2 separate regions of the Homo sapiens genome follow, and region 2 is linked to region 1. Evidence: chromatin loops called from intact Hi-C (ENCODE). Cell type or tissue: B cell. All regions are shown on one strand. Each heading gives the region's core, and the rest is flanking DNA. Links, peaks and the distances in the headings are about the cores only.

The links. Peaks named below come from ENCODE experiments on the same cell type or tissue, not always from the same donor. Only the 100,000 strongest peaks of a DNase experiment are listed, where the experiment ranks them.
Region 2: it touches region 1 in a loop (25-fold over the local background); 5 of 110 quality-filtered maps call a loop at or near these places.

Annotation. Positions count from the first base shown.
Region 1 is chr3:44,069,462-44,084,550 of GRCh38, forward strand. All of the region lies in intron 2 of LOC124909489 (a long non-coding RNA gene), which reads left to right. It also overlaps the pseudogene RNU6-367P. Among named protein-coding and RNA genes, the nearest start is that of MIR138-1, 37 kb to the right of the region's middle. In B cell, for the core only: no CTCF peak of the experiment used is centred there; a DNase peak (open chromatin) is centred at 7,970.
Region 2 is chr3:43,847,904-43,862,992 of GRCh38, forward strand. It overlaps LOC107986081 (a long non-coding RNA gene), which reads right to left. Exons shown (of 3, transcript XR_001740673.1): 2 at 6,794-6,900. Among named protein-coding and RNA genes, the nearest start is that of ABHD5, 160 kb to the left of the region's middle. RefSeq lists enhancers at 6,819-7,320, 8,146-8,647, 8,648-9,147. In B cell, for the core only: a CTCF peak has its summit at 7,940 (motif pointing right); a DNase peak (open chromatin) is centred at 7,968; H3K27me3 peaks cover 2,828 bases.

The DNA.
Region 1 (15,089 bases), core at 3,897-11,896:
ATGTGCACATTAAATTTTGAGAAGCACTGTTCTATAAGGTACCTTCCAGGAGCTTCAAATTCTGTGCCTTTGAAACCGTCGTTACCCTCCTGTACCTTTCCTGTCATTCTCCTCATGTTCCTTTTGTGAAAGCCTGTCTTAAAAGCCATCTGGTCCCTGGGCCTTCCATCATCAGCATTGCTGCTGATTCATTGTGCCGCCTTCTAGGTAAAGAGGCCTCATATTCTTTCATGCCAAGGATGAGGGGCCAGGAAATCCAGAGCAACTTAAAAGCCCTGAAAAGTCAGGAAGAAAACGGTAGTTAAAATTCTGAGCAAGCCTCATGCAAGTCTGGGTCACTAGACACGTCAGGATCACAAAATAGATTGAATGTTCCAAGAGTAGGGAGGAGCAGAAAGCAAGTTAGAGAACCAAAACCAACAGCAAGGAAAATATTATAGAAGCATGCAGGAAACCTATTTCCCATTACTGCTTGTCAAAAACATAGGCTGATATACACCCACGAAAAAAAGATTATAAATTTCCCTTGTTCTTTTCCTTCACTGTTTTGAAGAGGAGTTTCCTATGGAGTTGGAGTTGTGTTGATTGGCAATTTATTTGTGAATTGTTTCATGAAACCAAGGCTTCTCTTAGCAGTTTTCTGTTGTTCACTACAATTAACCATGGTTTAGTGGAAACTTCCTTTTCTCCAAGCCAACCTCCCCACCCGACCCCACCCCACCGCACCTGCTTCAAAGGATATCACCACTTAAATAACAGGCTCCTAAAGCTAATGGAAGATATACTTTTCCTGTGCTCTCCCAGAGCCTTCTGGTTTTTTTCCTGCCTCTTTGTAATAGCACATCAGCAACTATTTATTCTCATATTATTCTCAGGGAACATGGACAGTTGATGCATAAAACAAAAGAGTTATTCTTCACTCACATCTCAAGGCTTAGTCTGGGAACCCAGGGCACTGCAGAACTCTGAGACATTGGATTAGGGGCAAACTAACATAGTCATGACAGAAAATAAGCAAAATGTCTACTCTGTCTGTGAACCACTGTAATAAGCAGTTTATTGAACAGGTCCTGAGTGGGCCAAGCTCTTTGTAAGGAGAATTAAATGAGATAGTCTGCAGTCACTTTTCTGCAGGTAAAGAGACAGGTGAAGTAATTGCTCAAGGTCCCAGACCCAGCAAGTAGGGGTGAGGGTCCAAACCTAGGCCTCCTGGCTCCAAAGCTCATGCTCTGAGCCCCTGTCTCTTCCATTCTGGCTGTGAAATACCCCTTCCCCATCAGCCTGTTTTCCTGCATATGTTTTTGTTTTCAAACTGCCAATTATTTCTACTTAGTGTTCAAGACCCAGGTAGCAGTCTCCTCTTCTGGGGAGCCTTCCCTGACTCCCAGTTACCCTCATTCTACTCCTGGCAGGGCCAGCAGCAGCTCCTTTTTTTAATGTAATGAGCACTCCTCTCATAGTGTCTTAAAGTGAATTCTCCAGTGGTCTTTCTTTCTCATTATTAGACTCTGAGAACCTCAAGTCAGAGTCAGCCCTGACTAGCCATCTGTGTCCATCCAAGTACGCAGCACAGTGCCTGGCTGGAATGTCCATGTCTTTTCTTCCGTAAGATGAAGAATGTGCAGGTTCTTTGTGTTAAAACAATCCAAATAAATGATACAGAAAAGATTAGCATGGCCCCGTCACAAGGATGAAACGCAAATTCGTGAAGCATTCCGTATTAAAAAATAAGAATTAAAAAAAACCCATCCAAATAGAAGGCATGTGTGCTCATGCATATGTGAATGGATATTTCTCTACACATGTGCTATGTTCTGTTGCAACCTTGCACTTTAACATGTATAACTTATAAAAGGAGGTGGGGCTAACGCTATTTTAGTGACTCATGGAAGCAAGATGGCAGGTGCTTGCCCTCTGTGGCAGGGAAAACCTCTGTCAAAACTCAGAGCCCTCTGACACCCTGATTAACATTTCACAAGATGTCCGGGGTTTGTTTCTCTCCATCAAAACCTTGACTTTAGCCATTATTCATGCAAAACTGCTCTGAACAGGGGTCAGCAGAGCATGGCATGTTCAAAAAGGTGAACAGACGTTCATTTTTCCTTGTGGCTTCCCTGTGACAGATAGCTCTGTTCTGAGGCTCAGAAAGGGAGAGAACGGACTCAGAGTTCGGTGACCATGTGAAATGCACAGATCACCCCCCAGGTTGGGCTTCTGGGCAGTGTGTATAGCATAGGTGTTAAGAATGTAAGAGCCTGGCTTGCACTGGATAGCCAAGTGTCTTTGAGTGATTGAAGCCAGTGAGGTGAGTTGTTGCCTCATTCTGTGATGTGAGAGTAATAGTACCTTCCTCAAGGGCTGCTGATAGTATTAAGGAAGTCAGTAGATGTGAGGCATTTGGACAGCAGCTGACACACTGTTAGTGCTGTGGTTGTTGGGTTCTTGCTGGTCTGCCTGTTACTAGACTGGAGGCTCCCAGAAGGCAGGTCCCTCCCCATCATCAGTTTGTTTTTGTTTTTGTTTTACTATAGACTCCAGCGTAATACATCAGGCCTTGGCCTTGGTGGGCAGGTTGGAACAAATTGTGAGCTGATGGAGAAGTAGAGGCACAGGTTGGCTGTGTGGAATTTAGTAAGCTCCATTTTGTAATCAGTGATTGTTTCTTAAAACAAAACTGTCCACAGGCCCTATAACCATGGCAGGTCCCAGCTAAGATTCTCAGCTGAACCAGTGAAAAGCAGTCATCCTCCAAACACCAGAATCAAGATGGGGGATAACATGATCCATGACCTTTTAACTACATGAAATCTACTTCTAGTAAAAATAGTGGATGCAGATGGATGTTAAGGACATCTGCTCTTTTAAAAGTCCCACTGTCTCTCTCTTGCTGTTATGTTATTACTAGAGCTGTGGCTATGTCATTGCATCTTCTGCAGTTTTTAGGAAAGGGTTAGTGTGACAGAACGGGCCTTGCAGAAGGGAGAAAGCAAGGCAGGCGGGAGAAGGCTGGGCTCTGTTGACACAGAGTTAAACTCGGGCCTCTGCACTCATCCTGTGAGCAGATCTTGTCCCTGTGGTCACAGGTACCGTACAGCTGGGCCTGGCCAACTCGGTGTTTGGCCTGGACCAATACCTCACCTTGGTTTGCTTCTCCCCTTGGCTGCCTAAACATGGGTAAGACAGTGATGTGCCCTTGCACTGGCACAAAGGGGACAACAGAGTCCTTAGAAGGAGGGTAGGGTGAGCGTCCCTGCAGGAGTGGGATTCCCTTTGGATCTGACCGCCCATCAGGTCTCTGCCAGAGGTGACAGCCTTGGAATGGTTGTGGCCTCACCCAGCACATGGAGACACCACTTGGTACATTTGGGAAGTGAAGCCAGCCATGAGCCAGAAGGGCAACTTGGTTTGTCTCAGCAGGAACCCACAGCTGCCATCACGAGCTGGGAGCCCTGAGAAACGGTCCTCCTCGCTCATTTGCAGAACTTCCTGACTGATTTGGGTCAAGATCCCCCTGCTGAGATGGCTGCCCTGCAGCTTGCTGTTGGGTGGGACAGGGAATTGTTACCACTTCGGGTGAACAACGAGATTCTCAAACCAGAGAGTCCGTATCTTGTGTCCCCTCCATCTCTGCCTCAGTGCATGCATGAGCTTGGTGCTGCCCTCAGTACCTTGGGTGGAGAGGAGGGTGTGAAGAGAGGGATAAGATATTTGGATGGTTGATTAGTGTCTTAGTTTGGATTCCCCCAGCAGTATAAGTTGCGTGTCTGGGAGGTAAGCCCAGGCAGCACTGGTTAGGGGAGGGGGGAGTGAGACAGGGAAGGAAGGAGGCCAGGACAGCAGAATTCACTGGAGAGTAGTCACTGCAGCCCCTGAGGGGTGAGGGAGCTGGGTGGGGCATTCACGCACCAGCTCCCATGGTCACTGGGTCTAGGCTACTCCTGGACTGTTAATGTACAGGCACTTCCAGCCTGCCACCCTGCAGGCCAAAGCAGCCTCAGGCCAAGAGTCCAAGTGTGCACAAAGCCCTTGGTGGACCCAGCAGGTGCCAAGAGGACGTGGGCTGGGCAGCCCCTGCTACAGTTGGCTGGGGGAAGGGGTGTTTGCTTTTGTCTTTAAAGCAGATTAAGATTTAATCCATTGTACAAGAGGGAAAACTAAAAGTGGGAAGCAGCCCAAGTGTCCACAGACAGATGAATGGATCAACAAAATGTGGCCTATTTGTACAATGGAATATTATTCACAAGGAAGGAAATTCTGACACATGCTACATGGATGAACCTTGAAGACCTTATGTTAAATGAAATAGACCAGTCGCTAAAGGACAAATATATAATTCCACTCATATGAGGCTCCTAGAGTAGTCAAATCCAGAGGCAGAAAGTAGAACAGTGGTTACTAAGAGCTGTGGGGAGGGGAGTGGGAAGCTATTGTTTACGGGGTACAGTTTGGGAAGATGAAAATGTTATGGAGTTGGATGGTGGTGATGGCTATACAACAATGTGAACGCACTCAGTGCCACGGAACTGTACATGCAGAAATGGTTACAGTAGTAATTCTTATGTAATATGTATATGTGTGTATATATATGTGTGTGTGTGTATGTATGTGTGTGTGTATATATGTATGTGTGTGTGTGTGTGTGTATATATATATATAACACTTACCACAATAAAAGTAAAGAGAAGAGAAAAAGGGAAACGAAGGCCCATCATCTGAGTAATTTCTCCAGAGCTACCCAGTGGTTCCCTGGAGAGGCCATGAAGAGCCTGTGTAGAGGTGTCTGCTGTCCCTGTAGGTGCTAGGACTCCTCACCTGGCTTTGTCACCTCCTGGCCAGCCGAGGACTCCACAGCAGGGACAGAGCAGGTGTTTCTGGGTATTATAGCTCAGATTAATTTGAGTCAAGAATGAGACTTCCTGGTGTGTCAGAGAATAGGCCCCTTTGAATGACTCACCTGGCTCTGAATTCCATCGCTAGTTTTTGTCATGAGGAAAGTGAAGCTGGCTCCTTGAGGACCCACTCTGCATAGGAATGATGCTCTGCACCAGAGGCAGAGGGATTAGATCAAAACCTCTGCCCCTTCGTTAATGTCTTACAGGCAGATGGGCATGTGGACAGATAAGTGACATTTAGGCAGAAACCCGAAGGACAGGTTACTGAGGCTGCCAGGTAGAGGGGGACTGAGGGAGAGCTGGGGAAGTGTGAGCCATCCTTATGGGAGGGATGAAAGGTTAGAGTGGTAGAGAATGACATGATCAACTTTTCTTTTTAAAAAATCCCTTGTGCTGCAATGGGGAGAGTGGATTAGACTGAGGGAGGGTAAGGAGAGGCAGCCAGTTGGGAAGTGACTACAACCTTCCAGGTAAGATGTTGACAGGGTGGCTTGCACCTGAGCACAGAAGTGATGTCGCTGGTCTCACATGAAGGTCTCCCAGGAGGGTCAGGATATAGAAACACTTCAGCATCTTTGGAGAAAAACATCTATAAATCATAATCTACATTTAAGTAGAATTTGCAATGTATTTAATCAGTTGTAATGAGGCCCGATTTATATAGAAAACTGAACAGAAATTGGAAACCTCATTTTGGGTGGTTTGGAGGCCAACAGAGGTGGGATTGCCTCTTACTGCACCTTCTCTGGTGCACAGGGCATTGAGAGACTCCAGGAGGGGCTTTGCCATCTTTTATTCATTTATGCCCCTGTTGTAAAACAGAGGTCATACTCTATCTTTGTATGCTTTCTGTTTGTATCTCATTCTGCTAGATGCTGAGAGATAAAGAGATATATGAAATAAGGAATTCTGTCTCCAGAGATCTTCAATCCGGCTGGGGGTGTCAGACAAGGGCTGGTTAAATGGGTGTCTTTTGTAGCTGTTCAAGGCAGCCAAAAGTAGGGCATGATTAATTGTTTAATGATAAATGAGACAGAAAATACAGGACTGTAGGAAATGAATGGGACAAAAAATGCAGGACTGTAGGAAGCCTCAGGGAGAGCCCCCTAGGGTTTTCCAAGCCAGATCTGGACTCTAGAAGGATGCCTAAGATTGGGACAGATCAGAGAGGCTTGGGTGGGCTCCAGTGACTCACTGGAGCTGCAGAGGAAGATTCATTCCTACAGGTGTGAGGAGGCTGCAGGCTGCCCTACAGCTGGAAAGGGACATCTCCACTGCATGCCAGGGCCAGGGGCTTGTGCAAACTGGGAAGCCAAGCAGTTTTGAGCTGGTGGATGATATGTTCAAATAGTGTTTTTAAGACAATTTATTGGCCACAGTAGGTAGAATGACTAGAATGAGAGACTGCAGTGGAGAAGCCATCAAGGAGGATGTTAAGAGAATATCACAAGAGAATCAAGAGATGGGGTGTGGATGGGGAGGACATGGAGGGGCAGATGTGCCCCACATTGTAAACCAGCCAGGTGAGCTGCAGGCTGCTCATCAGGTTTCAGTGCCTGCACTGGGTTGGACCAGCGGGTCTAAGGACTTGACCCCAGCTGCACAATTCTGAGGCTCTCTGACAAGGAGTGGGGGGTGAGTTGATGGCAGGTAGAAATTGGTGTCAGGGTGAAGGAGGGGATAAGGGGTGATGGCCCTGGAAGGGGGTCAGGGGAGCGACTTATTTCAGGCATTCTGATGTGATGTGTTGGGGGGCATGCAAGGAGAACTGTCCATCAGATCCAACAGGAAGAGGATGAAGGGGAAAGAAATGGCCATTGGATGTATCTTTTAGAAGCCCATTGGGGCCTTCAAGAGTGTGAGGTGTGTAGGGTAGCAGAGTTGTGTGTCCGTGGTCAGGGGCCCAGGAAGAGAGATGGCACACTTACCTGGGTAATTTGAGGAGGGTTTAATAAAGGGATTGTGTACAGGGGTGTAAGCATGGCAGCCAGCCTGCAGGGACCAGAGGAGGGAGCTATAACCAGAACCTGAGAGAGGCCTGTGTAGAGAGGGGCCCTGCAGAGTGAGCCTAGGGTCCCAGTGTCCTGACCCCGCTCCCCTCTTGCCAGGAGTTAAGAGGGCCATTGATGAAGTCCCTCCCTACCACGTGTCAGCCTCCTGGAGCTCAGGGCCTGGTGACAAAGGGAGGAGAGGGGATTGGGGAGGGGCAAGCAGAAGACACCGCAACCAAGCTGCAGGGTGAGGGAGACAGGGATGATGTAGCCCAGACACGGCGGCAGGTTAATGGAGATGGTGGAAGCAGAAAGGGGTGGGTCCTGGGCAGCCCAGCAGGTGATGGTTGGAGGCTAGGAGCACAGCTGTGGTGCCTGTAATGGGAGGTGGGGGGAGGGGAGTCGGGGGTGACTGGAGAGCAGCCAAGATGGGAAAGGGGTAGGTTTGAGTCACAGGATATGTCACTGGTCAGTCCTCCTTCCAGCAGAAAAAAAAAGAAAAGAAAAGAAAAAGAAAACTCATAATTGAAGAGAAAAGAAGAAATATACTTGAGATACCCATGAAGACCAAGTTATAATGATGAAGAGTACACAGTGAGCTCCCAGGAATTGATGAGCCTTTCTGTCCTATGATTTGCTTTTTTGAAATCAACAGGAATGAGAATTTGCAAACTCTCCCTCCCCTTAGTTTATTTTCTCTGAAAGTCTGCCCCAACTGGTACATGAGAATAATTTCCTTAAACAAGTAGCCTGGTGGGAATCCATTCTTCAGAATCTGCATGTTAGCAAGGTTTGCCCTGGAGCAGGGCCCCTCAAGCTTTCGTGTGCACTCGTGGGGATCTTGTTCAGTGTCTGTGCCAATTCAGCAGGTCTGGGGAGCCCAAGATCTGCATTTCTAACCAGCTCTCCAGTGAAGAGCTGTCGGCCTCTGGAGCCACTGTGAGTAGTGAGGTCCTAGGAGACTTTTTCTAATGATTAGGATAAAACAAACAAGAGCCTAGATGGTTGCAGGTATAAGAACCAGATGGTAAACATCTACATGAAAAAAACACACCGCGTAGCAATGAGCTTGCTTCTATCCTGCCGCATCGCCCTCTGCTGCCCTTCTGAATAAATAAAGCCCTGCTTCTCCAGGAGATGTTCTCTGCTGGTACACACTGGGTGTCACTTAAAAGCAGGTGCTGCTGGAGGCAAAACCTTTCATGCACATTGTAAATTACCTGAAAAGAGCAGTGGCATCATAAATAGCTTGGCCTTGTTCTTTGCTGATTTCCTTCCTCTTGAAATAGTGCTCTAGTTCACACTACATGGTTTTTTACCACCACCCCTCTCTCCCTGCCCCTCACACACTAGAAATGGTTTCCTTCAACTTATTGGAGTGATTTAAGTTCATAGATGGAGGCAGACATTTCATGAACTCCCATAAATGCCTCCTTAACACCACTAAGTTCAAGGCTGGTGTCCCCATCCTTCTGTCTGTTGCCAGTAAATTTTTTAAAAGGCAGGTCCCTAGCGTCCATTGCGCTCACTAACTGAAGAGGCCTATTACAGTTTTACTGGATTTGAAGAGTACAGCGCGTTTGAGGATAGGGATTTCTCAGACCCTCCTCGCTCTGGGCCCTCCCTAAGTAGAAGCCGATGGGAGGACAACCGGCAAGCATCTGGTTTCTCAACTCCCAAGGGTCAGAAACTGGGACCTGCCTTTCACTCACTACCTATTATTATTATTATTATTTAGTTCTAATCTTGGGGTGACAAGTTGAGAGCTAGAGGTGTAGTTATTTTCATGAGGTAGTTTATATTGCACACTAAGGTCTATGAGGTGGATAAACCTAACTGCCTCCCTCCAGCCCCAGCTCACCCCCACCCCCTTCCACTGCCTGTTCTTAAACTTCCTTTCTAAAATGCAGATTGAAGCATTTGTTACCCCACGTGGTCTAGAAATACCTGGGTTCAGCCATCATTTTCTTCTCTCTTTCCTGATTGAATTCTTCATACCCTCTCAAACCCACCAAGCAAAACAAGTTCACCTGTAATCTCTGGCTCATGCTAGATTGTGGAGACTTAATTTACTCCAAGTGGAATCACCCCTTCACTTTAGAGAGCCCAGGGGGAAGCATGCTGCAGTGTCCTAATAAGAGCAATCACCAGTGAGCAGTTACTGTGTGCTAGAGGCTATACCAAGCCCTCTATATGCCGTAGCTCATTGCCATGTCAGATGCCTCTGTGAGATGGGGGTACAGTCACTTCCCCATTTCACAGAGAAAAAGACTGGGACATGCATGGATCCATACATCTGACTCTGGGTAGTCAGTTGGGTCTAGTGGCATTAGGCCTGCCCAGCTCCAGAACCCAAACTGCTAACTCTGCTCTCCAGCGCTAGAGCCTGCTTGAGCTGTTTGCATCCTAGCCAGATATACTCGTTGAAAGCCTCAATCCTATGGGGGTTTGGAAGTTCAGGTGACCCAGATTTGAACCGCTCCTTAATTAAAACACCTTGGTCTAACATGGTCCCAATGTGGAACTAGGTATTTAGTACCCTCCTCTGAGTGTTTCACAAACATCTGTATCCAGGGCTTTTGTTAAGGCACACCCTTTTAACGAAAAGTCCCATTCCTGCCTCAGGTCCCTCTGCACCTTTCAGGGACCCTGAGGAATCTGTGTTTAGGCGCTCAGCTGGTGCCCAGCCGCAGCACTGTTCCCGGGAGTCTCGGCAGCAGTCGCTTGTCTCAGGAGGGTCTGGATCTGGTGCATTCGTTTCTGTCTGATTGAGTTAGGCACCTCATATATAAAACTGCCAGACCCTGCCTGGGGTGTCTCTGAAAGCTGGGGTATTTCATTGGGTTGAGCAAATTTACAGTTCAACCAAAGTCTGTTGTGCACCTTCTAAGAGCAAGCCACAGACAGGGTGAAGTGGAAAGGCCAGATGGATATATAAAGCACAAGCCCTGTGTCTAGGGCCTTAAGGACACTGGCAGTGACAACGTATGTCCCTAAAGCACAGCATGGTGGCTTTATAACGTGCCATGGAAAGCTGAGGAAGGAAAGAGAGATTGCTGATTGCTGGCCAGCAGGGAACTGGAGAGGCCTCTTGGAGGGTGGCATTTGAGATGAGATTGGATTGAGGCAGTAGGACTCAGGCAAATCTTTGAGGAAGTGAGGCACGGCAGGTGGAGGCAGGGAAGCCCCCCCTTACGATTTTGAAGAGTGTCTGTCGGCGTCTGAGGGCCTGAAGCAGTGTTGCCATGTGTGCTTGGGAAGAACCAGGTCTAGATCCTCTACTTTTAGCCTACATCTAGAGTCTTCCCCCACCCAGAGCTTTGGAGACATTCTCATTTAATTCTCACCCCCATCCCTCAGGGGTATAGACTTTATCATCTCCATGTCATAGGTGAAGAAACTGAGGCCTGGAGAGGCTACAGGATTCACTCAAGGCCACACAGCTAAAAAGTGGTAAAGTGAGGGGTGAAGCTCCAGCAGGCCCTCTCAAGTGGCCACGTTCTTTACCCAAGATTTCTGCCTCATTGTAGTTAACCCTTCTCATGGAGAACCAAGACTAATCTGCAAAACCACAAGGCTTGAAAAGCACTGGGAGCTGCCCCTTCACCATGAATGAATTCAGGTGTCTTCAGGCCAGATCAGCCTCTGAACCTACACCTACATGGTGTAGAAGATGGAGATGCCTCCAGAACCTTCTACACAGGCCCCTACTTGGTGGCATGAGCCTCCAGGGTGGAACAACCACACCACAGGGGCGAGTGAGTGCTGAGAACCTTCTGCCTCTGGCCAGCCAGTAGCTCACCAGCCAGCCACATGCATGCATGTGTGCAGAGCCCCACCAGAGAGTGTCATGCCAGGGAGCTCCTGTCTCTTCTGAGCACCCTGAGGCAAAGGGAAACAAGGCATAGCAAATTAAAACAATTGAAGGCACATCACTTGTGCCTCTTTAAGGTAGCCATAAATACATAATTCTCAAACCTGCTATTCTGATTCCAGGTAATATGTTTTAACCATGGTCTGTGGGCTCTGGAAAGCAGCTGTGAGGAGCAGAGCAATAAATTGGATTGTAAAAGCACAGGATAGAAAAATGATTGCAGCATTTTTACAATTACCTGGTTTTCCTCAGTCCATAGAGGAAAGAGTGCTTTCTCTTTGTACTTCTGTGATAAAAGATGTATCCAGGTTAAGTCCGTGTCACTATTGTGTCATCATAATCTAGCATGTATTGATTGTTTGCCGCTCACCAAGACACACGGCCTCCCAATTAACCCTCGTGCCCACCCGACCAGGCAGGCTCGTCCATCATGTTTTTGCTTTTCATGCAAGTCAGCTGAGACAGAGGGGCCAAGCAGGGTTCAGAGCCACAGGGCTGGTAACTGTGGCAGCCAGGACCCCAACCCAAGGCATCAGACTCCAGAGCATGCTCCTCCCAAGAGGAAAAGTTTTGCTTTTCGTTACGTTACTGTGAGGAGAAGGAAAATAGGTCAATTTTCATTCTTCAAATCACATTTTCAACGGGGATTCAGTCTCTGGGCCCTCGGAAACTCGAGCACATGGTCCCTCTAACTGGAGCAGCCAGGTCCCCTCTTTGTACTGGGGGCTGGCAGGACCAATGCTTTGTGTGCAAGCATGCTGCTGCTTTCATTATCTTCCAGCACATTATTAAGAATCCTGCACATTATAAAAGTGAACTTAGATCTGTTGTACCAAGTACAAGCCACTTTCTATTTTTTGCTCTTCTACTTAAATTTTCAAAGATTCTAAAATAGCAGTTGCCATTTTTTACCACCTTCTCTTCTGAAATATTTAATTCTTCCTTGGGAGGTTTAACATTGTGTTGCTCAAGGATTAACTTCCATTTTTTGAAGACAGTCTATTAGTCAAGGCAGGCAGAAAATGGATTTCACCAAGTGGCAGAGACGAAGGACAGCAGTGCAAGCGGAGAGAGACAGGGAAGCCTTGCTTTTGCGTTTATAAAGCCACTTGCCCATCAGCAAACCTGGGACCAACTGCCTTTATTAAACGCATACTGATTTTTAAAAAGCAAAGTTTCCCTGCAAAGACTAATTTTAAGGGGATTAATGCTCAATGAATAATGCACTGGGGAAGAACTAGTACAGTAATATGTAATTGGGAGAGGAAGAATCAAAGGTGATGAAGTACACAAGTCACCTTCCAGATGCAAAGCAAGTTGGAGACGGATGGTGGGTCTAAGGCCAATTGGAACATGTGGGCAGCTCCCAACTCACCAGCTGGAATGGGAACAGCCAGGATCATGGGCTGCTGCTGTTTCTCTAATTGTCTGTTTCTTTTTTTTTTTTCTTTTTTCCTTCAGAGACAGGGTCTTGCTCTGTTGCCCAGCCTGGAGTGCAGTGGTGCCATCATAGCTCACTACAGCCTCAAACTCCTGGGCTGAAGCGATTCTCCCACTTCAGCTTCCTGAGTAGCTAGGACTACAGGTGTACACCACTATGCTCAGCTAATACTTTTTTTTTTTTTTTGTAGAGATGGGGTCTCTGTATGTGGCCCAGACTGGACTCAAACTCCTCATCTCAAGCAGTCCTCCTGCTTCAGCCTCCCAAAGTGCTGGGATTACAGGCGTGTTTCTTAATAACTGCCAGAGAAGAGGGGAGGGAGGAAATCATGAGAAAGATGAAAGCCTTGGTGATTTTAGCCTTTTTATGTGAAGGTCCTAATCCAAGCCTTTTTTCTGTTAGATGATGAAGTCAGATGATGCTGATCATAGGTAATTCTGTAAGATCTCTTGTTTGGGTCAGTTTCTGGCCTCCATTTTCCTCTCCCCTTGGGCTAGGCCCAAAAAGCTTGAAGTTTATTCCTCTCCAGAGACAGCTTTTTCCAACAGCTTCTTGTGGATAGCCGCAATGGGTTACTGCTGTCCTCCACGTGTCTTTGCCTTCTTTCCTGCTCTGTTCAGCCAACAGGACTTCATGTAATCTGTGGGGTATGCAGTTTTTTGCTTCTTTGACCCAAAGTATCAGAATTCATTCACAGTGGTAGTGGAAGAAAGGGACAGTTACGGCCAGGCGCGGTGGCTCATGCCTTCAATCCCAGCACTTTGGGAGGCTGAGGTGGGTGGATCACGAGGTCAGGAGATCGAGACCATCCTGGCTAACACGGTGAAACCCCGTCTCTACTAAAAATACAAAAAATTAGCCAGGTGTGGTGGTGGGTGCCTGTAGTCTCAGCTACTCAGGAGGCTGAGGCAGGAGAATGGCATGAACCCGGGAGGTGGAGCTTGCAGTGAGCTGAGATCGCGCCACTGCACTCCAGCCTGGGTGACACAGTGAGACTCCGTCTCAAAAAAAAGAGAGGGACACTTTCTTCCCTTAATCCTAACTCAAAAGAAAAATTTCTAAGCCATGATGTTAGTTATGAGGTCAATGTGGGAAAATGTAATTCTTGGCCAATGAACTGCCAAGTCTGATTCCTAAATCCAGATTGGGTAGTGATGAATTGTTAACTCTTGCCAACTTTTGTTTTTTTTTTTCTTGAAAAATAAATGGGGCTCCTAAAAATTTAAAAGAAATTATTAGGATCCCATCTTTAGCACATTTCTGCCTTGCTACTGGCTCCTTGGGAGACACAGAGGACACTGCCAGTTTTCTACTTTGCTTCAGGATCCCTTTCTAACACAGAGGTACAGGAGCCCCCTGGATCTGGGGAGCTGTGAGTGCGCAGGGCTTCCTGAGATGCTTCACAACAGGTTTCACCTGTAAAGGTGGGCACCCACCCCTCCTGGGAAGGCAGGCCCTCTGGCTCCCACATTCTCAACGCTCTTTCATCCCCAGGTTTGCAGTAATTACAAGGCCAGGCACAGGGTGGAGGAAGTGTGTGGAGAATGCCTCCCAACCTATAGTGCCTAGGGCTAAGGGGCTCACACCTTGCTGCACATTAGAATTACCTGGGGCAGGGAGGGCCTTTTAGAAACCCTCTTCCAGACTCACCCTAGACTAAATAAATCAAATCTCTGGGGCAAGGGATGCAGGCATCAATACTTGGTCGAACAGCCCACATGAATCCATTGTGCAGCCACGTTCGAGAACCACTGATCTCAACAGACCTCCCGAGGCAGCATTGGGAAGAGATTGATTCAGAATGATACCTGCCTGCATCCTAGTCCCCTTGTATTTAGCAGGCTCTACAGGTCACTGTTTTCCATACTTTTCCCATTGCTTTTTACTTTGTTTTTGACACATTTATTTTGCAGCTTCAGTTTCCCTCTACAGTCAGTCAGACACAAGCTTTAATAGTCATGGTTCTCACCAAGAAGGCAGTTTAAAGCTTTAAGCAGTATATGAGCTTATACTCTTTGTCTGACTTAGTAAATCTGCTGTCTTTTAAGCAATGGTAATGAAGACTTCACGATTCCATTGTAGTTGTTTTGTTGTATTTAACCAGATTTTCTTTCTAAAAGCAAGGATGTGTTTTGGCTTTAAAAGATTATTATAATTCTTTTAAAATTAAGGATGCCATTGACTTTGGGGCCAGAAAATTCCTTTATTCTAGAATTCTTCTACCAGTGATTACAGTAGGTCTTTTAAAACATTCTACTGATTTTTTTAAAAATTTACATTTAAGGACAACAGGTATAAAGTTGAAGTACTATGTGAAGCAGGAAGAACAAAATGAAACAGCTGTCATGGCAATCAGCCACTCCTTTTTTTTTTATAAGACTGTAATAAATAATGTGTTTATGTCCCCACCAATATGCTTTCTAGAACACATAAGTATGGTATAATGGGAGGCAGAAATCTCTGCTTCAGATTCTGACTCATCCACTATCTAAACGTGAAATGTTAGGTATAATACTATTTCATTTATTAAGACTATTTCTATTCTGCCTACCTCACAGGGCTATTATGTGGTTCCAAAGAGATATAGGTGAAGGCCCCTCAAAAAGCCTAACACACTGTGTGATATGATGTAAATCTTAAAATGTTAATTAAGGTTGCACTGTCTGCAGTGGCCTTTTTGTACATGGATGGGTACAAGTCTGCCCTAAAATAGGCACCATGAAGACATGATTTAGCAGAAGAACAGAGGTTAAAAGGGAAATTAATAATATAACCGATAACTTTTCAGTGCTGTTTCCCTAATGGCAAAGGGAATTTACATTATGACTTGCAGAGGGTAATTAATTGGTTGAAACACCCCAACATTCATGACAATGCTTTAAAAATGCCTT
Region 2 (15,089 bases), core at 3,290-11,289, 220 kb before region 1:
GCAGAGAGCCAAATCATGAATGAATTCCCATTCACAATCGCTTTAAAGAGAATAAAATACCTAGGAATCCTGCTAACAAGGGATGTGAAGGACCTCTTCAAGGAGAACTACAAACCACTGCTCAAGGAAATAAGAGAGGACACAACCAAATGGAAAAACATTCCATCCTCATGGATAGGAAGGATTAATATCATGAAAATGGCCATACTGCCCAAAGTAATTTATAGATTCAATGTTATTCCCATCAAACTCCAATTAACATTCTTCACAGAATTAGAAAATACTGTTTTAAATTTCATATGGAATCAAAGAAGACCTTGTATAGCTAGCACAATCCTAAGCAAAAAGAACAAAGCTGGTGGCATCACACTACCTGACTTGAAACTATACTACAAGGCTACAGTAATCAAAACAGCATGGTACTGGTACCAAAACAGTCATATAGACCAATGGAGCAGAACAGAGGCCTCAGAAATAACACCACACATCTACAGCCATCTGATCTTTGACAAACCCAACAAAAACAAGCAATGGGGAAAGGCTCTCCTATTCAGTAAATTGTGTTGAGAAAACTGGCTAGCCATATGCAAAAAAACTGAAACTAGACCTCTTCTTTACATCTTATACAAAAATTAACTCAAGATAGATTAAAGACTTACATGTAAAACCCAAAACCATAAACCTCTAGAAGAAAATCTAGGCAATACCATTCAGGACATAGACATGGGCAAAGACTTCATGACAAAAATGCCAAAAGCAACTGCAACAAAAGCCAAAATTGACAAATGGGATCTAATTAAACTAAAACGCTTCTGCACAGCAAAAGAAACTCATCAGAGTGAAGAGGCAACTTACAGAATGGGAGAAAAATTTTGCAATCTGCCCATCTGACAAAGGTCTAATACCCAGAATTTATAAGGAACTTAAACATATTTACAAGAAAAAACCTAACAACTCCATCAAAAAGTGGGCAAAGAATATGAACAGACACTTCTCAAAAGAAGACATTTACATGGCCAACAAACATGAAAAGAAGCTCAACATCATCGATCATCAGAGAAATGCAAATCAAAACCACAATGCGATACCATCTCACACCAGTCAGAATGGTGATTATTAAAAAGTCAGGAAACAATAGATACTGATGAGGTTGTGAAGAAATAGAAACGCTTTTACACTGTTGGTGGAAATGTAAATTAGTTTTGTGGAAGACAGTATGGCGATTCCTCAAGGATCCAGAACGAGAAATACCATTTGACCCAGCAATCCCGTTACTGAGTATATACCCAAAAGGATATAAATCATTCTGCTATAAAGACACATGCACATTTATTGCAGCACTATTTACAATAGTAAAGACATGGAACCAACCCAATGCCCATCAATGATAGACTGGATAAAGAAAATGTGGTACATATACACCATGGAATACTATGTAGCCATAAAAAGGAATGAGATCATGTCCTTTGCAGGGACATGGATGAAGCTGGAAGCCATCATCCTCAGCAAACTAACACAGAAACAAAAAACCAAACACCATATGTTCTCACTCATAAGTGGGAGTTGAACATTGTGAACACATGGACACAGTGAAGGGAACAACATACACAAGGGCCTTTTGTGGGGTTGGGTGTAAGGAGAGGGACTTAGAGGTTGGGTTTATAGGCGCAGGAAACCACCATGGCACATGTATACTTATGTAAGAAACCTGCACGTTCTACACCTGTATCCGTATTTTTTTTAGAAGAAATAAAGGAAAAAAAAAGAAAGATGGCTGCAGTCATCCTAGCCATCATTCCGTTATGACATTTAGATGGAGAAGAAAGACAATCTCTTCCTGTGTGACTGCTGATCTTGCTTCAAGTTCACTGGTCCTTTCTTCTGCTATCTCAAATCTGTTATTGAGCCTTTCTAGTGAAATTTTCATTTCTAATTTATCTTGTCATTTTTTTTTCTTTGACCAGTGGGCAATTTAGAATTGTGTTGTTTAATTTCCACATACTTGGGGATTTCCCAGATATCTTTCTGTTGTTAATTTTCAGTTTAATTCAAACTGGTCAGAAAAAATTATCTGTATTAAGTAAATCCTTTCATATTCATTGAGAATTTTAATAGTCCAAAACATGGCTTATCTTGGAGAATGTTCTATGTGCAGTTGAAAGGCATATTCTACTGTTGTAGGATGGCAGGATCTACCAATGTAAATTAAGTCATGTTGTTTGGTAATATGTTTCAAGTCTTCCCTGGCCTCATGGATTCTGAGAAAAGAGTGTTTCCCAACATAATTGTGGGACTCTGAAGCAAAGTCTCCCAACATAATTGTGAATTTGTCTATTTCTCTTCTCATTTCTGTCTTTTCTTGATTTACATATTTTGAAACTCTGTTATTAGATGGATATATATGTAGGATTTTCATGATTTCTTGATGATTCATCATGATTTCTTGATTTGAACCTTTTATAATTTCAAATTTTCCCAGTTTATCTCTGGTATTACTTTAATTGCTAGTATTGAATCCTACTCTGTCTGATATTAACATGGTTATCTAGCTTTCTTATCATTATTAGGGTTTGTATGATATCACATTTCCATCCTTTAACTTTTAACCCATTGGTGTATGTGTTTTTAAATTCTTATAGATAGCACATAGATAAGCTTTGCTTTTTAAATTCTGGTCTAACAATTTCTACCTTTTAACTGGAGCGCTTAGCCAATTTACATTCAATGTAATTATCCATATAGTTAGATTTAAGCTACCATCCTGCTGTTGGTTTTCTATTTGTCCCATCTGTTCTTCCTTCTATTTTTTTCTCTTTTTCTGACTTCTTATGGACTGAGTATTTTTTTAATGTTCTATTATACTGTCACTATTGGCTTATTAGTTATACCTATTGGTTTTTGTGTTTTTAAAAACTTTGAGTTCACAAAATATACTTTTAACTTATTCCAGTGTATATTGAAATCCTATTAAATCACTCTGTGCATAGTATGGAAGAACCTTACCACAGCATACCTCCATTTTCCCCATATATCTTTTGTGATATTATTGTCACACATCTTGTTTACACCTTTGCTATAAACCACACAATATATTATTAGTGTTTTACTCTATACAGTCAACAAAAATGAGAAAAAAAACTACTCATATTTATCCATGTATTTACTATTTCTAACATTCTTTATTCCTTTGGGTAGAGGGATGATATGAGTTTCCTTCTCATATCATTTATTTCTGCCTTAAGAGCTACCCCAACATACTTTTGTAATGCAAGTTTGCTGGTGACAAATTAACTTCTTTGTTCTCTAAGGAAAAATGCTTAATTTTGCTTTCATTTTTGAAAGATTGGGGCATGGGGTATAGAAGTCAAGGTTGATGGAGTTTTTTTCCTTTTCAGTATTTTAACCATATTACTCTGTTTTCTTTTGGTTTGCATAGCTTCGAAATAGAAGTCTGTGAAGTTCATAGCTTTGTTCCTCTTGACATAATGTATTTTTCTACTCTGGTTGTTTTAAGATTTTCTTTCAATCATGGGTTTTTAAAAACTTGATTGTAATGTGTCTTGGTGTGGTTTTATTTGTGTTTATCCTGCTTGGCATTCATTCAATTTCTTGGACCTATGGGTTTACAATTTTCATTAAATATGGAAAATTTTGGCTGTATCTTCAATTTTCTTCTGTCTATGCAATCTCCTTCTGGGATTACTGTATACATATGTCAGATTGCTTGATATTGTCCCATAAGTTGCAATTTTATTCTTTATTTGTTTATTTTGGCTCTTTCTCCTCCTGTGCTTCATTTTGAATATTTTATATCACTGCGTCTTCAAGGTCAGTAAACATTTTTTCTTCAGTCTAATCTGCCACTAATCTCTTCCAGTGAATTTTTTATTTCAGATATTTTATTGTTTATCTCTAGAAGTTTTATTTGTTTTTTTGTATCTTTCATTTCAATCCTTATTGTGTTTCTGCCTTCTTTTGAATCCTTGAAAATCCTATTAAAGATCTTGTCTGCTAATCCCGCAATCTCTATCTCCTCATGCCTGTTTCCACTGTCTGAATTTTCTCCTGGTTTTGGGCTACATTGCTATGTTTCTTCATATATCTAATAAGTTTTGACTGGATGATGTATATTGTGAATTTTTCATTGAGCGCTGGATTTTCTTGTGTACCTTTAAGGGGTGTTGAACTTTTTATGGCATGCAGTTATTGGCAGATCAGCTTGATCCTTCTGAGGTTTGTTTTTAATCTTTTAAACTTTCTTAGGGTGGGTCATGAATAGCTTGAATTCTAAGTTTGTTTAGCCCATTGCTAAGATGTGATTCACCTGAGGTCTCCACTGAAGGCCTGAGAGTCTGAGAGCTCTTTTACTCTAGCTAGTCAGAATTTGGTCGTCTGTCAGCCACATGTGAGCTCTGCAAACTGTTCAGCTTACAGCTCCCTGGTTGCTCTTTTCTCAGCTCTGTGGATCTTCACTCTATGCTTATATGATTTAGTGTTCAGTAACAGATTCAGGGGATCTTGTGCAATTTTCTGGAGCTATTTCTTTAAGCAGCTTCTTCCTCTCCAGTACTCTGCCTTGCAAATTCTAGCCCCTTCAGCATTTCTGAACTGCAATTTCATTTCTTCAACTCCGAAAGAGCTATGCTCTACTTGAGATCACCTTTCCCGCAGAAAGTGCCTCCAGACAGAAAGTCAGGGTGGTAACAAGCTCATTTTGTTCTATCTTTTTCGGTGTTGCCCAGTGTCTGAAAACTCTTGCCTTATATATTTGGTTTGTTTTTTTAGTTAACAGTGAGAAGATAAGTCTAGTCCCAGTTACTCCATCATGGCTAGAAATAAAATCACCTAATAATCTTTTAATATCCATATCACTTAGCATAATTCTACTTATACAGTTCAAATATTTTTGAATAAAATATTAAACATTTCTTTGCTGAATTATTACTCATAAAATATTCATGCATTTGTGTTTTCACGACATTGTACTAAGCACCATGGAAGTTTGCATTTTATGGAACAATCTCTTCCTAAAAATTTCATCTGATTAAAATGTAAGAGAGATTAAAATGTATTCACAAGTAGCATAAAATAAGATTAACTGTGCATACAAGTGTGGTTTTAGATGCACTTAAAACAAGTCACACTTTCACAGCCATTTAAATCAGCCTGATGGGGTCTCATAGGAGGTGAGGGTAGGGAATAGAAGCCAGCCATGTCACTGGCAGACGCGAAATGGAGTCAAGAATTGTTACTCATTTCCATAGATGGTCACTTAGCGGATCTGGAAAACAAAAACAAAAACTGCTCCAGAAGAATCAATCTACTGTATTAAGTATTTCTTCACAGATTCTGTGAGGGAATATCTTTGTCTGTTCTGAGGGAACTACTGTAAATACAGCATCACACCATTCAAAAGGAAATTTGCTTACATATTCTTGGAACATTTGGAAGGTTTTTCCTTTTTGCTTTGTAAGAGTAAACAGACACTATGTGAATTTTTAAAAAAACTTTTCAAAACCTAGCTGGGTGTGGCGGTACATGCCTGCGGTCCCAGATACTCAGGAGGGTGAGGTGGAGAACTGCTTGAGTCCAGGAGTTTGAGGATGCAGTGAGCTATGATCGTGCCACTGCACCCCAGTCTGGGGGACAGAGTGAGACCCTGTCTCTAAAAGACAAAAGAAAACCTTTTCAAAAACTCTTTTCTATTGAAGGCAATCAGGTGTAAATTTTTCTTTCTCTGAAACTCTAAACAACTCCTTAATGTCACCTGGGCCTAACCATATCTCCACCCTCAATTCTCCTCACTCTCCCTTTCACCCCTCACTTGCCTCAGGGCTTTTGCACATGTTTGGGAAGCTCTTCCTCTCCCATCTTCCCCTCCCTTTCTTACTTGGATAGCTCTTTGTAATTTTTTATGTTTCAGCTTAACTGCCTCAAAGAGGCCTCCCAGGATCACCCAATTTAATAATACTGTTCCTTTCATTCTCCCCCCAAGGACTATTCTTTTCCTTCAGATAATGAATGCTGGTTCTTCCTGGCCTGTTTGCCCTCAGATCTATGGCCTCACCCTTTCCCTGGCCAGCTCTATATCTCTGGGGAGTGACCCCTGTGATCAGACTTGCTTTCCCAGACTACCTTGCTTTCTGACTTCTGCAGTGGCTAAACCTTTGGGAAGTACTGATGGACATAAAAAAGGCAGGAGGAAGAGAGAAGGTGAAGTTTTTCTTCCTTCTCTTGTAGTTTTGATTTTACCTGCCCAAAGGCTGAAGATCCCCTTGTGTCTTCCACTCACACCAGGCACCCCCTTTTCTATGGTCTCAGTCTCCCTTGGGCAGCTCCTGTCTTGGTTCCGGTTCTCCTCAGATGGTACCGGGACCTGCACTCTGATAACATCACCTCTTCTCTTTGTCCCTTTGTTGAAGGACTTCCTGCCGTGAACCTCTGGGTTCCTCCACTATCCCAGACTTTCTTGGCACTTTCATTACCCAGATAAGTAACACATTCCCTGCATTCAATTCCCTCTGCTCTACATATTCAGTTTCTCCCTTTCTGGTTGAATCCTGACTGATACAGTATCAAATTGTAGATCATTGGCTAGTGTTACTTTCAATCTAATGTCTGAATACCCGCCCCTGCCCACACACACATTCCATGAGAACAAGAACAATATCTATTTTCTTCACTACAGAATCTCTAACACCCAGCACAGTGCTTGGCTTTGGGTTGTTGCCCAATTAATATTTATAGAATAAATGCTTGAAAGGGAAGGTGGAAGGGATGAAATCAAATTTACCATCGGTTCCAGGTGACCTGAGTATGCTCCTCCCGCTGCTTCTGTCCTGTGGATGGGGTGAGTGGATCATAGAGAGCAGTCCTTCATGGTTATGCAAAGAAGTTTTCCTGTGAGGAGACCAGAATGCTCAGCTTTGCTGCTATTATTATTTTCTCTTTTCTTTTTCTTTTTTTCAAATTCAACTTTAGTGGAAAGAAAACTTTCTCATTTCCCATTTCAGCTCACTGAATTATTCATCAAAAATGTTCTGCTGGTATTTCCTCCTCTGTCAGAGTTCTGCCGTTCCAGAAACACTGCCCTGGAGTTGCAATCAGAGCAATTAGCAGCCCATTACGGGATGCGCCTGTCCATGCCCTCAGGTTCCCGACCTGGGGCTGTGCTGATGGAGAGCCAGCACTACCATGGAGTCTGATGCGTGTAGGCTGGCCTGAGCTCCTAGCCCCATTAATTGATGGGGAGCCCAGCAGGATCTTCATCTTCCTTTGCCAGGATCAGCTAATCAAGTAACCAACACGCTAACAGCTCAGGACTTTAGCTAACACCACCCTCTTATCTGACAAGCTGATTCCATTGGACCTCAGTTTCCTTAGCTCTAGAAATGGAAGGACAGCCCTTGACTGCCTGCCTCACAGCACCATTGTGGCTGTATGGGCCCACCTTGACTCTCAGCTCTGTCCACTGCTGGGGTTCCAAAAAGCTAGGCAAATTGGTCAAATGTGCCTCTAGAAGTCGATTTACCTCTAAGGATGATTTCTCTCTAGAGGGTGTTTCAGTTTTGTTACAAGCTTGTCCCTGTTACACAACTTCCATCCCTAGAAGGGAGGACAGATTTCTGCATTCCTCCTGGTGTCACTCATCTGCATCTGTCCTCAAACCCACCCTCAAGGACCCATTTCTGTGTCCTACTTGTAGCACTGAAAGATGAAAGAGCTCCACAGCAGCTCTTTGGGTAAAATAAGAGAGATCATCCTCCCTACTATCATAGGTCTCTCTGGCTTTGTCGCCCTGGGGCTCTGGGGTGCCACCTCAGCATCTGGAGTGCTGGTATTAAGCTATATCTCTGGGCTGTAACTCAGCCCTTCTTCTCTGGGTTCTGCCATGCTGGGCAGGACTCTGCAAACCAGGGCTCTCCTTTGCCAGTGGCTCCCTGACAGGCTCTGCCATTAGGGGGTGCTAGAGAAAATGGAAGCTGGAGGAGGAAGCAGGGACCGGCTCCACCCTGCCTGCTTTTTGCTTCTGTGAGCAGCACCCAGCAAGGCTTCTTCTCCCTGGCAGCAGCAGCTCCTTCCAAAAGCAGCTGGTGAATCCACATTGCAGTTTTTCCACTTTCCATTTTGCAGAATGAGATGTATCAACCACTCCCTGGCCAGAGACATCGTACAAGCTGCCCAGCATCCCCTCCTCAGAGCTCTGGGTCTCATGAGCTGGGAAATGTGAACACCAGCTGACTGCCTCTCCAGCCTCACCCCCAGTTATCTTCCAGGTCCCTCCTCAAAACTTCCAAATCTTTTAACAATCCTAACCTCTTCCTTTGTTGTCTCCAGCCCCAGAGATGGTGGCTGCTGCCTACAGCTGCTGCCTTTGTTCTAACTTCAAGTACTCTTTTAAATCTTTTCAATTCCACAGCTAACAATTCTTTGCATTAAATTGTCTCTCCTCAAATAACTAGAAGTTTCTGACTCCTGCCAGGTTCCTAACTGATTGAGAAATAAGAGCTTGGAGCAGAGGCAGGGATGGAAGACAGCAGGAAGTGATGGCGGCTGGCAGAACCTGGGGGCACAGAGGATGCAGGACTGAGTGCGAGAAGAGGACCGTACTGTAGACCTACGGGTTTCGATGGCCAGCTGGGCTGTGTGTGAGCCACAACTGAGACGCCTTCCAGGGACTGCCAGAAGCACCTGCAGGGATGGTGAATCAGGCTCTTGAAAGCACAGCACGAATTTGGGAGCTCTGAGCTCAGAGGGCAGGGGATACTTGGCTAAAGAGGCTTAGTAGCCAGGAAGCCCTTCACACTGCAGCCTGTGTCTGAGCAAGTGAGGGGGCAACTGAATGAGTGTGCCCATCACTCCAGATGGTAAATGGAGAGAGGAAGGGATGCTTTCTCTAAGGGCGTCCTGGCTGGACTCGTCTCCCCCACAACCCTCAACACAGACACTCTCCTGCCTGCCTCCTATCCTAGGGTTTGGCAGGACAGATAGTCCAGGCGATCCCCTGTGACCAACCCCAAGCCCATGCTTCCTTCAAGGTCAAGTTTAGATGCTGCTGCGTCCATGGGACTTCTAGGATAACCCTCTCCCCACAACCATCTCTCCTCGCACCACATTGATAGTAGTGACTGCCAGTACCACTCACTGGGCCAGAGGAACAGTTCCCAGAGGGATAGACACTTTTCCTACCCTCAGTGGGGTGTCAGTGGGAAAGAAAGATAAAAAACTCAGCAGTGACTATCTATCTATCTATCATTTATCTATCTAAACTAATGGCACCTAGTAGGTGTTTGATAGGTAATTATTAAGTAAATAATGGATGAATGAATAGATGGATAGTAATGAATGGATGGATGAATAGATGAATGGATGGATGAATGGATGGATGGATGGATGGATGGATAGACAGACACGCATCTCCCCTAAGATGGAGAGGCAGGTAGTCTGGGGCAGGGCCATCTGTCACTGAGTCTTCCTCGAGTTCTTGATACCAGCATACTGTCTGACATGTCTATCCTTGGATGAGTTCGTGACTGGAGTAGGATAATGAGCAAAGGTGTAGAGGAAGGAAAAGCTAGAACATATAAATGATCTGGGGCCAATGAACTCTCCCACCTCCTGCTGCCTGCTCCTGGTATCTGAAACTCACCCTGCAGATATTTCCTTTGGTTCAACACTGCACACTTGGCCAGTCCTCTTCTGGCCCAGCTTCACCAGGAGCTGTAACATCCAAGCGGGTCCTGGACCAAGCAGCTGGTCCAGAGCTTTCTTTCCTAATGGGAGGAAGCTTGAACCACAGAAGTCCTGGGGCTGTGAGGCAGGCCCAGAGGAAGAAATAAGGTGGAAGAGGAAGAGAGTCCACTGGGACAGATCTCCCTAATCTCACAATACCACTTTGTATAAAAACCACTCTGTAGCAACAAAAGTAAAAAAAGCTGTACAGTACTGGTGGCTTTGCTTTGAAGCTCCACTCAGACAGGGGCCATGAGTCAGGAGGAGCAGACAGAGGAGGAGCAGACAGAGCCTACAGAACTTTTACTAGGGCAGGCATGCTCTTGTGATCCATACCTGTGGAGAGGAGGAGAAGGAAGCAGGGCTAGGTAGAGGGAGGAGGTTTCCGGGGCTGGGGGGTTTCTGAAGCTGGGTGGGCTTGCATAATGTTCTAACTTGGGGGGTCTGCAGGACTTGTGTGTCCCGGTGTTGATTAGTCATTGGATGCCACTGTTCCTGAGGAGCGGTGTGGCCTTGGTGTCTCCAGGAGGGCTAGTGTCTCAGGGCAGCTCCAGGCAGCACTCCCAGCAGGACAGCTTGGGGACTAAGCCTTCATCTCTACAGGGATTCTGGGGGCACCTTGAAGAAATGTTCATTGTTGTATCCTGGAGGATGCAGACCATACTCCTTCCTCTTCTTATCCAGGCTCAGTCATCCTCCTCTGGCCTCTCTGCTCCTCTCCTCCCCCACTCGCCCCCCTGCTGCCTCCGCAGCCCCAAGCCCTATAGCCCCGCATTGCATTATCGGCTGGCTGCTGCTGTCAGAGTCTCCGGGAAGATAATCTATCCGGAAAAGTGCGTGCGAATTACTAAATCAATAAACACTGCTAACCTCTTGATTCACTGCTTCTCTGCAGAGAACCCCTCAGCCCTGCAGCATTTCGCTTTAATAGGAGGAAAGCGAATGTGCTTAGTGGGCACAACCCACAGGCTGAGAAGGGAGGGGCAGCCACACGCGCCTAGGCGCCCACGATTAGAAAGCACCCCTCCTCCACCTCTGTCTTTAAGTTTCAGTCTCACAGAGGTAAGCAGCAAGAAAGCACGGGTCTTGCTGTGTACTTGGACTCACCTTCTAACCCTCAGCCCTATGCAGACGTCACCTTAAAAGACCCACCCCAGATTCCATCCGTGTAACATCTTGCCCTCACCAAGTCGGGGCAAAGGGTATAAACTCTGATTTGCTTAAGGTAGGAAGTATTGTCTGCTCATCCAAAGCAATTTTAAAGAAGAAGAAAACTTTACAACATGCAAATTCAAATCGTAAAAGCTGTTTTAATGATTAATAATAGCCACAGCTAAAACCTGCACAGTGCTTATTGCTTATTCCATGCAGAACATCATTTTAAGCTCTCTGCATAGATTAACTCACTTAATACAACCACTCTGAAGTGGTTATTATTATTACTGTTATCCCCATTTTACAAATGACATTTTGTTCTCTGTTTTAGAGACCCCAGAGAGGTTAAACAACCAGCTCAAGATCACACAGCTAGAACATGGAAGAGTCAGAATTTGAACCCAGGGCCCATGCTCGAATAGGTCAGTTCCATTCAACACACATTTGTGGCAGAATAACTCAGAGGTATTAATTTTTTCCTCCCTCCTCCCTTAAAGAAGGTAACAGAGTACTTTATATTTCCTTTCCTGAGAGATTTCCAGGGCAGAAAGGAGTAACTGCTCCAAGATAACCATTTCTTCTGCTTTTTGTGCAAGGCTGCACTATTCTGGAGATATGAAACCCATGCTTCCTTACTGCCTACCTTGGCGAATGCTAAAACTCAGAAACAAAAGCTGGAGGTGGGGGTGTCCTTAAGTGTGGAGATTGCAGTGAGTTCTGCCCTGCAGCCAGCACTTGGTCTCTTTACCAGGGGGCTGCCCTTGGAGCCCCGTGTTGCCAGTGCATACCAATAGCTAGAAGTGTCCCCTGAGCAACATTTGATTGAGGACTGATGAAAGAGTCCCTTGTCTCTGATGGGGACATGCTAATGTGTGGCCTCCACACCAGCCCTCCATGCCCTCACACCCTCACCTGACCTGCTTTTCCACGCGCCTCCTGGATTTTCCAGGGAACACTTGCTAATAAGGCATATTCACACAAATCCTCATCTCTCGGTCTCTCCTGGAGAACCCTGCATAAGACACCACACTCAGGGCTAATGGGCCAGAGAAGAAACAGCATCATCAGGGTCCAGTGGGAGCTGCAGCTTGGTGGAGAGGAAGTCACTGTCCAGGCGGCAGCCCAGGGCAGGGAGGGAGAAGGGAGGAAGTACTCCAACCACTCTTCTGTGCACTGGTTCGCTGGGCCCTCAGCTCAGAACTGGCATTAGTTCACTTCTGCCACATTCTACTGGCCCAAGAAAGTCACAGGCCTGTCCAGATTCAATGGGTAGGAACATAGACTCCAGGGAGTGGTGCCAACTTAGGGCCATTTTTATAGTCTGCCACACTATCCATGCCAGTGTACCCCTTGGAAGAGTTTTCTGCTCTCCAGTTTCAAAACTGCTGGGTTACCTAGCATGAGTGAACCAAGGGCACCCAGCTACTAAGTGGAATCTCGGGAAATGGAGCCCGGGCAGTCAGATTCCATAGCCAGGGTTCTGAACCCATCACTCGCTGCTGTCTTCCTGCATGAGCACAAGGCCTAGGGCATGTAGGGTACAGTCAGTGTACGGTGGTTTTAAATTAGCCACCACAGATATGGAAGAAACATATTATTTATTCTATAAGAAATAAATGAAACTGGACTCTGAGCTCTTACGGAGTTGAAGGAGAATTCTATTCCCTTCTCCCCGAAGGCATGCCATGGTCCTGGTGTCTGGTGAGAACACAGCATTCTTTGAGGAGCCTTCTATCATCAGCTCACTCTGTGATGCCTAGCAAACAAGCCTGCTGAGGCCACTGGAAACTGACCTGGTGGTGGGGCCTCAGGACCTTATAGACTGGACCTTGGGGGCTATAATGGCACCCCACAGTCCTTCCCCTCTGAGGCTGTGCAGTTTCCTTGCGGCAATGCTGGAGACCTGAGAAGTCCCCCATCCTTATGTGTCCACCATCCTCTGCTCCCTTTGCAGACTGTGGGCTTTCTCTCTTCCTTTGCAAAAGTTTTTCAAAATAGGAAATAAAAATCAATGGAATTTGCACATCTAGTTTTAGATACTCTCAACTGTCATGGTGTATTGGTTGTAATATTCTTCCTGATGTGGAGGCATTCATTAGGATATCATGGGGGAGGGCAGATATTAATATCGGGAGGGACAAAAGCATATGCCCCTCAATACCATGCTAGTGGCCTTTCATTTCCTTTCCCAATGACCTGGAGGAAGGGGAGGGGGGTAAGAAGAAACAAGTCACCCGACTTGTAGGTCCGTCTTGCTTCCTGCTGTTCACTGGAGAATTGTCTGGCAGATACATGCCCTTTGTTTCCAAGCTGACTCTCTTTTAGAAACTACCTCAAGCTTCCACCAATCACGAGGGTGTTAACCCTTCTAAAGTCTTCCATTCCTACCCAGAAATTAAGCCAAATACCACAAAGTCAGGGAGTGTCTCCATAAGTTCTTTCACTGTGCCATCATTAATGGGCTGGACCAAGTAGATGGAAGTGTTCGGGAAGAGCTGCAGTGGAATTGCTTCATGGTGTCCAGTGGACTGAGGAGAAGAAAAGGTCACCAGGCTATCTCAGTCTGACCTCAGCATCCCCCTTCCCTAGTGTTCTGAAAACAACGCAGCCTCTAGCAGAGGTCTGCACCTTGACCCAATGGCTGGCCAACCAGGCTCAGTCTCCATTGCTTCCTGGGCCCTGTGACAAAGAAGTGATGGCAGCCCCACTGGCTCACCCTTCAGTAACCTCTGGGAACACAGTAAGAGGAAGGGGAATAAACTGAGAAGCTCAGATGGCCATGAACATGCCTTGCATTTTTCCAGGGAACCCATATCTCCATGGTCCTCGATGCCACCAACTGCTGGCTCATTAAAGGGAGGCATCATCTCTTTCTGGAGTAGGTCATTCTCAACTTGCCCCCAGACCCATTCCTTGCTCTTCATGGCCCTGTTCTTTGTCCTAGAGGCTGACTCCAGGCTCTCTTGCTGGACTTCTAGCTGGGTTTGACCCATGGGAGATGCGGGCAGGAGACTGGGGTAGTGAAGAGCGGTGAGGATGGTCATTCCCCCTGCCTGCCTCCTGCCTGCTCTGCTCCACTGCAGCCCCTCCTCTCATCAGGCTCAGATCACCGTCTTTCCTCCCCTTTGTCCTTTCAGTCCTAGGGGTGGCAACAGTTTCCTGATGGTGCTGGTCTCTGGATGCTTCAACATCCCCATCTGTCCCCTTAACCCTGCCCACTCCTCTGGAAGTATCCTCTTCATTAAATCCTTTATTTGAACCATCCAGGGTGAATTCTGCTCCCTGTCCAGCCTGACTGGTACAATATGAGGTGCCTCCCTCCTCTGAAGAGGAAGCAGGCAACGTCTGTGAGGGCCTGGGCTGTTGGCAACAGGTGCACAAGGAGCGAGAGGGTCCACTTCTCTCCACAAGACCCACCATTACACTGGGCCTCTCCTGAGCTCTGGTAGAGCCAACCGCTTTTTCCTCAGCTGCAGTGACCCAGGGCTTAATCTGGGCTTAATACAAAGGGCTGCAGGCTGGGCATGGTAGCTCACACCTGTAATCCCAGCACTTTGGCAGGCCGAGGAGAAGGGAGGATCACTTGAGTCCAGGAGTTCAAGATCAGCCTAGGCAATCTTGGATAAAGGTGTCTTGGGGTCAAGAGTTCTGCTTCTCTGTCCTGCTGGTTGTGTGGCTTGGGGCCAGTTCCACCACCCCCATGAGGCTCTGTTTTCTTCCAAGGCTCTCCCAAGGATGCAGCAGGCAGGAGATATGACCTAGTGGGCTCGAAGGAGACAGGTCCAGGTGCCAAAGAGGAGGACTGCAGGCCTACAGAGGGGTGGGGACAAACTGATGGGCAGACCTGGAGGCCGGCAAATTATTCACAGCAGCCAGCCAGCACAATGCAGCACCTGGTGGGTGCTGGGCATGTTGGCAGCGGTGAAGGGTCCTGAGGGCTCATAGTTCAGTCACAGGGAGCAGTGCCCTACCCCACCTCCCAAACAAGTAAGAGTCATGGTGCCTGATCCATGTGCTCAGTGCCCAGTGCAGATGCAAAATGGTTGGGTGTCTCAGCGGAAGTGCCACAAAGGGGTTATATTCAAGATGGGTTTTTCACTGGGATGAGAAGTTGGTGAGGACATTTCAGGCAGAGGGAACTGCGTTTGCAAAGCCCGGCTGGGATGAAGCAACATAGTAGAGTAGACGAAGGCAGGCCATTC